Regions from separate parts of the Mus musculus genome. Here region 1 is linked to region 2. The links are chromatin loops, found by intact Hi-C in ENCODE. Cell type or tissue: left cerebral cortex. All regions are shown on one strand. Links, peaks and the distances in the headings refer to the core of each region. The heading gives the core; the rest is flanking DNA. Region 1 overlaps Rbm47 (RNA binding motif protein 47). Region 2 has its middle 2.6 kb from the start of Gm46945.

Region 1 (4,391 bases), core at 239-4,238, 320 kb before region 2:
TAACTACAGAGATTCTCAGCCCCGTATTCAGCAGCCTTCAAGTTTTTTCCTAAGTTCAAGCTTTGCTATGCTTGGATAAAGAATAACTGTCATCGTAAGAGAGCTAAGTGAATTAAGGCTGAGTTACTGATTTCCTGGGAGTCAAAGGTCCCTGTTTTAAATAGAACCAGAGGAAGTCCTTACAACGGGGCTCAGGCTCAAGGGGACACCTTGGGAAGAGGAGTTCAGGGAAAGGAACGTTCTGGGGAAAAAAGCTGCACGTCTTGTCCAGAAGGTCCCTTCTCGGAATAATAAAAGACAGCGTGTGTCTTCACAGTACTTCCTCCTAGCTGTGAATGAGAGGGACTCTGTTCTAAACTTGGCCTTGGTGTGTGACGGAGCTGTGTGTGTGAGATCTTGTCAGTGAGGCCCGATGGCTGCATGGTCCACTCTCTCCCCAGGGGCATCCGTGAAACTACCCTGAGAGTGTCTCAACTGAATATCTCACATCGCTTCTAGAAAGAGCAAGGGTTCCTGCTTTCTGTGCAGTCAGAGTTCGTTTTCCTCACTACTGGTAGAGAGCCTTTCATAGGACACTACTTTAAAAAAAAAAATCACCAGCTGGCCTTGAATATCTTTAACTTTATGGACAACCACAGCGGCAACATCTTGTAATTGTACAGTTAAAAAGAAAAGAAAAAAGAAAAGAACCCACCCCCACCCCCCCACTTTCTTGGCCTGGAGAGATTGGTCAGTGGTTCTTTTCCCGAGTTTAGTTGGTACCCTTTCATGGGTGCTCACCACAACCTGTAGTGCCAGCTCCAGGGCATCCTCTTCTGGCCTCCGTAGGCACCTTGACACTGGTGCAACCCCCACACCCCCAACACACCTGTAAACACAATTTATAATTCAACACATCTTTTAAAAAACTCCTTTCTCAAATAAACTCCATGTCTACCATTAGCTTTAGTCTTGCGATGTTAAATGAGAACGTTGAAATAAACGATATGACCACCTATCTGGCTAGGAGAAGAGCTGACGTGTGGACTTTCCGCCTCCGTGGACCCAGCTCTTCTCTCTCTGGCCCCACTCCTGCCACCCGCACAGTGTGTGGTGACCTGTGTCAGCATTACCTTTGGTCTACGGGGGCCTCTCAGAACACAGACTTCATGGTGTGCCTTCCATGTGTGAGACACTGCACCAAGTGCGTTAGGGGTTCACCCCTAGCCCCCACACAACTCTGCTAGCTCGGAATCCTTCACCCTTCTCACTGAAGGGAACCAAGGCTCGGAGCAGTCGGATGATCTGCATAAAGCCATATATTTGCCATGTTCACCCTGTCAGCTGCCTGCCACAGGTCTGAAGAAAGCCCTGCCTTTCCCCTATCTTCATCACAGTGGAGCTCAATGCAAGGGGCCTTAAACAATTTCTTTTCCTCCTAAGTCTTGACTTTTATCCACACCATGCCCCCTGATGGATAGATGTTGTCTTTGTAACTAGACATAGATGTGGGTTAGATTCGATTTTTAACTTAGCCTTTAACTTTCAGAGCCGAAGGAAAACCAGGGTTAGGGGCTAGGAGGTCAGTGGGCCTGCTTGGTAGGCTTGGCAGGGACCTCTTTGCGGGGAACCCTGGAATAGAGGTGGCTTCCTTGGGCAGAAAATTGGTCAGATGACTCTCAAGCACACAGAGATGTGTGTGTGTGTGTGTGTGTGTGTGTGTGTACACGATCGCTCACGCATGTGCCTGTGTGGAGAAGGTATGGCAACAGGCATTTATGGAGGCAGAAGCAGGAAGCTGCCTGCTCGTGTTCCTCATACAGGAAGCAGAGTAAAAGGACAGGAAGTGGGGCCCGGCTATAAAACCTCAAAGCCAGGCTGAAGAGTACTTAAGAGCACATGCTGTTCTTGCAGGGGACTTTGCACCATACAGCAGTTAAGTGTGTACAGCCCCAGTTCCGGGGGATCCGGCACCCTTTCCATTCTCTACAGACACTAGGTGCTCTCATGGTATGCCTACATATCCAGGCAAAACACTCATATAAACAGATCAGAGGGACAATCTAGGGGGCAACCTCAAAGCTCACCCCACAGTGACACACTTCCTCTTTAAAGTTTCACAGTCTTCTTGAGACAGGGCTGCCAACTAGGAAGTGAGTGTTCCAACACAGGAACCTACCGGCGCGTTTTTAATTCAAACCACCATACAGGGCTTCTGGGTCTTTGCTGAAAATGCTAGGCTTTGTAGAGCTATGAGCCCCGGGAATCCTCCTGTCTCTACTTCTCCAGCAGAAGGATTACAAATCTACTCCACCTTGAACATGGGTGCTGGAGGTGAACACTTAAGCTCACGGAAGTTCAGCAGCATTTTACAAACCTGTCATGCCTTGTTTTGTTTTAAAGATTTATTTATTCATAGGCATGATTGTTTTGCCTGCATGAATTTCTGTGCACTACGTTTATGCTTGGTACCCAAGGAGGCCAGAGAGAGGCCATCAGAGTCTCTGGAACTGAAGTGACAGATGGTTGTGAACTGCAGTAGAGATGATGAACACAGACTCTGTAAGAGCCCTTAGAGCCAGCGGCCAACGCACTTATTGTTGAGCCATCTCTCCGGCCCCTTGTTTTGTTATTCTGAGACAAGCTTTTGCTACATATCTCTGGCTGCCTATGTAATTGAGGCTGACCTTGAACTTGTGACAATCCCACCTCTTTCTGCCTCTGAAAGCTGGCATTGCAGGTGTACACTACCACACCTGATTGCCAAGAAGAGTTCTTTTGCTCTCAGTATTCTTGGCAAAGGAAACTGCGGAGGTGCATCCAGATTGTTACTGACGTGGCTCTGTGGGCCGTTGTTCTCCTGCCTGGGAGAACAAGAGAAGTGAAATCAAGGGGTACCCAAATCAAGGGGTGCCCAGAATGCTTTCCAAGCTTTCAGGCAACCAGACAGATACCTTGGATGTCCATAGGGTCTAACAGCCATCACCCCAAGGATGGCCTCCTGCGTCCCTACTCTGGATTTCATATTGAAAGAGCTAATTAGCAGCTGGGCCCTTTCCCTGCTAGCACAGTGGCCTGTGTGTTTGCCGCTAGGTATGCCAACCCCAGGTGGGTTTTGAGCATCATTGCTGAGGCACTGTTTGGTGTGTCAGAGCGCACTGGCCTATTTCTGCTGGCCTTCCTTTCCAGCAGGATTCCTAAACGGAACTTTGTACCACAAATGAACCTGGACTCCTACCTGCTGAGGAGTTCAAGAGACTGAACCGTGTCCCGTGCAGCTTCCCCTCATTTAAGGATTGTGAAACCCCAATGGGTTTAAATCGATCATTGTTTAAACGACTGTCCTCTCTGTGTCCGCTCGCTGCGTATGCAAACTCTGGAAGAAACCAAACAAAGATCTCATTCTGCTTCTCCTCCAGCAATGACTTTTTACTGTAAGAACATAGGAAACACCTGCTTGCTCATGGTTTCGTTGTTTAATACAGAATCTCCCTCGCTCTGTAACTCAAGAACTAACTTATAGATATAGCCCAGGATGGCTCCAAACTCACAATCCTTAGCCTCCCCAGTGTTAGGGTTATGGAGTTGTTTATCTTTCATTATTTGTTAAGAAAATTAGAGCAGCTTGACTACATTTTCTGCTGCTATTTGATACGTTACTCTAAGAAAGCAATAAATAGCCCCTCACGAAGACAGCAGGCCCAAGGATGTCCTCTTGGGACTAGCATCCCACTTCTTGAGTGGTAAGGACTGTTTGTGCTGCATAAGAATCTGAATGTAGAAACGGGCAGGGAGTGGATGCTGTTGAAGGAACACATACCTGGGTGAGGGACCCGATTCACCTGGACTTCCGTGTGATTTAGAGAACCCTCTATTCCATTCTTGCCTGCTCTCTGAGCTGGTGTGCTGGCTACACTTCTCAGGAGCACTCTTGTTTGTGCCGTAGGAAAAAATAAAGAGATTTGTCTTGTTTTAAGTAGGAAACAGATTTGGAAAGTGTATTTTTATTAGAGAAATTAGATATTTGGAGATGCTGGCTTATGAATGGTAGTGGGACATATTTTTCTCACCCTCTTCCCTTTAGACGGGGTCTCACTATCTATGTAGCCCAGGCTTACCTCTCAACTCACAGATCCACCTGCTTCTGCCTCCTGAGTGTTGGAAATAAAGGTGTGTGTCACCACACCCAGAAGTGCAGTATCGTTTAAAAATAGAGTTTTAGCCAGGCTTTGGCTTCATGCCTCTAATCCTAGCGCTTGGGATACAGAAGTGGTTACTATAAGATCAAGGCTAGCTTGGGCTAAAAAGTGAGACTCTGCCTCAAGAAAACAGACAAGAGAGAAAGACAGGGGAAAGGGAGGAAATTTTATTTCATTTTTTAAAAAAGATTTATTTATTATTACACATAAGTT
Region 2 (4,391 bases), core at 164-4,163:
CCCGGCTCCCTTATTATTAAGATGTATTTTTTGTGTTCATCTATGTCAGGTATTTGCAGGACAGAAGCTGGTGTTGGATTCTCAGGAACTGGAGTCACTGTCCTGTGAACCACCAGACATGACCCAGGTCACCAAATTTGAGTCTTCTGAAAAGCACTAAGCAGTCCTCAATGAACCATCTCTCTAGCCCCCCCTTTTTTGTCTTCATTTTGAGATAGGTTCTCAATAATTACCCCAAGCAGGCCTGGAATTCATGTTCCTGTATTTCTGCCCCTTGAGTGTTGGGATCCCAGGCACAGACCTCACCACCCAGCCAGAGGAGATAACTTACCAATAGGGAGGAATTGTGACATGAGCAAAGTTTTCATGGACAAAACTAAACTTAGTGTCCGTCTCTTCTCACTGCTGCACCAGCTTTTCTCAAAGTTGTGAGAAAATATGGAAGTAAAAATAATAAGGAAACTAAAATAAAGGGTGATAAACTTACAAGGGTTCTTGAGAGTCATAGAACTTTGGAATGTCTCTATATATTAAGGGAATTTATTGGAATGACATACAGTCCAGCTAACCCAACAATGGGCAGCTGAGTGAGAAGTTCAAGAATGGAGTAGTTGCTCAGTCCCTCAGGGCTGGGTGTTTGAACTGGTCTTCTGTATAAGCTGGAGTCCTGAAGAAGTAGGCTCCAACAGATGTGCTGGCAAGTAAGTGCAAGCAGGCAGAGAAAAAGACGCTCTCCTTCTTCCATTGTCTTGACATAGGCCTCCAGTAGAAGGTATGGCCCAGATTAAAGGTATGACCACCAATGCCTGGACTTGGAACTTACTCTGTCTCAGACTGGCCTTGAATTCAGAGATTTGTTTGCCTCTGTCTCCTGGGATTAAAGGCCTATAATACCTTGCCTGGGCCTGAGCTTTTCATGGCCACTGTGCCTCAAGATCCAGATCAAAAGCCTGTGTCTTCCAGCCTCCAAAATCTGGATCACAGGAGTGTCCATTTCTGGGTTGTAGTTCTTTCAGATGTAGTCAGCTTGTTAACCAGGAATGGCCACCACAGAGATTACCACAGAATGAGGATAACCCTAAATACTAAGATCTCTTTGGAAGATAGAGAAGTTGTCCTGAACCCTGGAGGAAATATATACTCTCTCAGAGCCGACTGACTCGAGAAAGAAGAGCTCAGACCAGCAGCCCTGGGCTGCTCTCCCAGAGTCTGTCACTCTGGTAAGCCTCTGTCTTTCCCCTCAACAGGAATCTGGGAAGAGGTAGGAAAACACAGTATGTGCACCGCTTCAGCTCAACGCCCAGGAAAGATAACAGCAGCAGCAAAGAATCAGCTCATTGTGTGGAATCCTAGCACTTGAGAGGCAGAGGCAGGAGGATCAAGAGTTCAGGGCTAGCCTACACATCAAATTTGAGACCAGCAAGCTATAAGAGTATGTCTCAGAAAGGAAAGGAAAAAAAAAAAAAAAACAGCACTTCTTAGAAATTCTATCCCCATTACTGAGATTTTTCATAATTTGCTCACTCTAGCCTTGCTATCGTGCTCCTGCTAACCAGACAATAGTCTATGACTAAGCCTTCCTTGAAGCTTTCCCTACAAGACAAGAGTGTCTCAAGATGGTGGTAAAATAAGCAACCTGCGTTGTATTCTTATAGCAAATTAACAGTCTAGTTTACACATTATGAGACAATATCAGGAAAACCTAGGGATTCATGCAGCAAAATTTTTAAAAATTTTTTATTAGGTATTTTCCTCATTTACATTTCCAATGCTATCCCAAAAGTCCCCCATACCCATCCCTCACTCCCCTACCCACCCACTCCCCCTTTTTGGCCCTGGCATTCCCCTGTACTGGGGCATATAAAGTTTGCAAGTCCAATGGGCCTCTCTTTCCAGTGATGGCCAACTAGACCATCTTTTGATACATATGCAGCTAGAGTCAAGAGCTCCGGGGTACTGGTTAGTTCATAATGTTGTTCCACCTATAGGGTTGCAGATCTCTTTAGCTCCTTGGGTACTTTCTCTAGCTCCTCCATTGGGGGCCCTGTGATCCATCCAATAGCTGACTGTGAGCATCCACTTCTGTGTTTGCTAGGCCCCACAGCAAAAATTTTAACTGATATTTTTTCTACATTACTGAGTCAGAGAAGTTCATGTTTGGCAGCTGAGCCCTGAAGGGTTGATCCAAGTTCCTACAGACCTACAGGATTCCATCTTGTAGCAAGTTTTTATTAGCTGAGGTTCAATTTTCCTGTTTTCTAAGCACAACTTATCCCGCTATCCCTAAGCTGCTTCTAATAATCTCCTGCCTTCAGACTAGCCAAGGGGTGGAGAGAGAAACATGCCAGCAAAGTTTTTCCACAGCCATTATTTTCCTACAGTTCTATCCAATGAGATGGAATTAAAAATGCATGGTTTCCCCACCCCCCACCCCCCATGGCTCCTAATTGGGAAAGGATTAGTCATTAGCAGTTAGTTCTATGTAAAACAAGTCCTGCCCTTTATTCTTGACCAAAGAACAGAAGAAATTAGGGCAAGCCTCACAGGTCTGCTTCTCAATCCATCCTCCCTGACAAATTGTCTGATGGGAACTTTTCATTTGGTCTTAGCCACCTGAATGGCTCAATAAGATTTCTTCTCTGTTTGGGGTTTTTTGTTTTTCTAGACGGGATTTTTTTCTGGCTGCCCTGGAACTTGCTCTGTAGACCAAGCTGGCCGGGAACTTAGAAATCAGCCTGCCTCTGCCTCCCAAGTGCCAGATTTAAAGGTGTGTGCCACCACTGCCCATCCAAAGCCCAAGGTTTTGTGCATCTACAGACTGAGTCACATCAATGACCTATACTTTTTATTGAGATGATTTCACACAAACAGAAAACTTACCAAAAAAAAAAAAAAAAAGTCAAGAGTTTGAATACACTCTCCCCCTAGCTTCTCATGGTTTTAACACGCATAACTAGTCTTCCGAACCAGCTTGTTAACAGTGCAGAAACTATGGTTCCGTGTATCGCAGTGCCATGACAGAAGCCGGAAGCTGTTTAAAGATCTGAAGGTTTTACTTTTGTCTCTTTCTTTCAGTTTCTTTTTTTTTTCAATTAATTAATTTTTTTCTTTATTTTCTGCACATCAGAAGAGGGAATCAGATCTCATGGGACTAGAGCTATAGAAGTTGTGAGTTGCTACGGTGGATGCTGGGGAATGGAACCCAGGTCCTCTGGGAGAGAAGCCCGTGCTTTTAATCACTAAGCCATCTCTCCAGCCTTCTTTCACAAGTTTCAGTTCAAGGTACCCGGTCCTTCGCTTGGCACCTGAGGTAAGACATCATGGTATCGGGAGTGTGTGGAAGAGACTTTACTTCATGGCAGCCAAGAGGCTGAGAATTGATGCAGAGAAGGGTCTGGGAAGAGAAATAGCCTCCAAGGACATGTCTCAGGTGACCTACTTGCTCCCACTAGGCCTACCTTCTACAGGTTTTTTTTTTCCTCTCATTAATTCATTCATTTTACATCCCAATCTCCGATCCCACTCCTCACCTCACCCCCACCCCATCCCTGTATCAAACTGCTCTTCCCAAAATAGTACCAGCAGCTGGTGACCCTATCTTCAGCACGTGAACCTGAGGGAGAAGTGTCACACTTGGCAAAACAACTACACTCTACTCAGGCTCAACCGCCTTTTCTCCTAATGGACTCTTTCCTGTTCTAGGATCCAATCCAGAATTCCACATCGAGACTGGCCCTGTGCCCTCGGTCTCCTTCCCATCCTTTGACCTTGGTACATTTGATCAGTATTTGAATAGTCCCCAATTTATAAGAGCTTAACTTCCAGTGTTTGAAAAGAATGTAAAAGGGGGGCTGGAGAGATGGCTCAGCGGTTAGGAACACTGACTTCCAGAGGTCCTGAGTCCAATTTCCAGCAACCACATGGTGGCTCACAACCATCTGTAATAAAGTGATCAGACGCCTTCTTCTGAATACAGCTACAATGTACTTATATACATAAAATAAATAATTATTAAAGAAAATGTAAAAGCCACAAACATTTAGAAGACATTTTACTCGGAATTTTGAACTTGTGTAGTTGTTTTGCTGGTGGTAGGGGGGTGAGATTCCCTTCCATGATGCTGGGCAGCAGCAAAACCTGCAGCTCCCAGTCAGCCAAGGGACGGCAAAGCTCACTCTACAGTGAGCATAGATACAGTAAGTATTTTCAGGGCAGGCAGGATGGCTCAGCAGGTAAAAGTGCCTGTTTTTTTTTTTTTTTTTCCTTCCGAGACGGGGTTTCTCTGTGTAGCCCTGGCTGTCCTGGAACTCACTCTGTAGACCAGGCTGGCCTCGAACTCAGAAATCCACCTGCCTCTGCCTCCTGAGTGCTGGGATTAAAAGCGTGTGCCA

What was found. Peaks named below come from ENCODE experiments on the same cell type or tissue, not always from the same donor. Only the 100,000 strongest peaks of a DNase experiment are listed, where the experiment ranks them.
Region 1: a loop joins it to region 2, with 5 times the contacts of the local background. A loop is called at or near these places in 1 of 42 quality-filtered maps.

The regions. Positions count from the first base shown.
Region 1 is chr5:66,072,808-66,077,198 of GRCm38, reverse strand. All of the region lies in intron 3 of Rbm47 (RNA binding motif protein 47), which reads left to right. Among named protein-coding and RNA genes, the nearest start is that of Gm40310, 65 kb to the right of the region's middle. In left cerebral cortex, for the core only: no CTCF peak of the experiment used is centred there; DNase peaks (open chromatin) are centred at 392, 1,867 and 2,009.
Region 2 is chr5:65,755,334-65,759,724 of GRCm38, reverse strand. No RefSeq gene overlaps it. Among named protein-coding and RNA genes, the nearest start is that of Gm46945, 2.6 kb to the right of the region's middle. In left cerebral cortex, for the core only: no CTCF peak of the experiment used is centred there; a DNase peak (open chromatin) is centred at 2,456.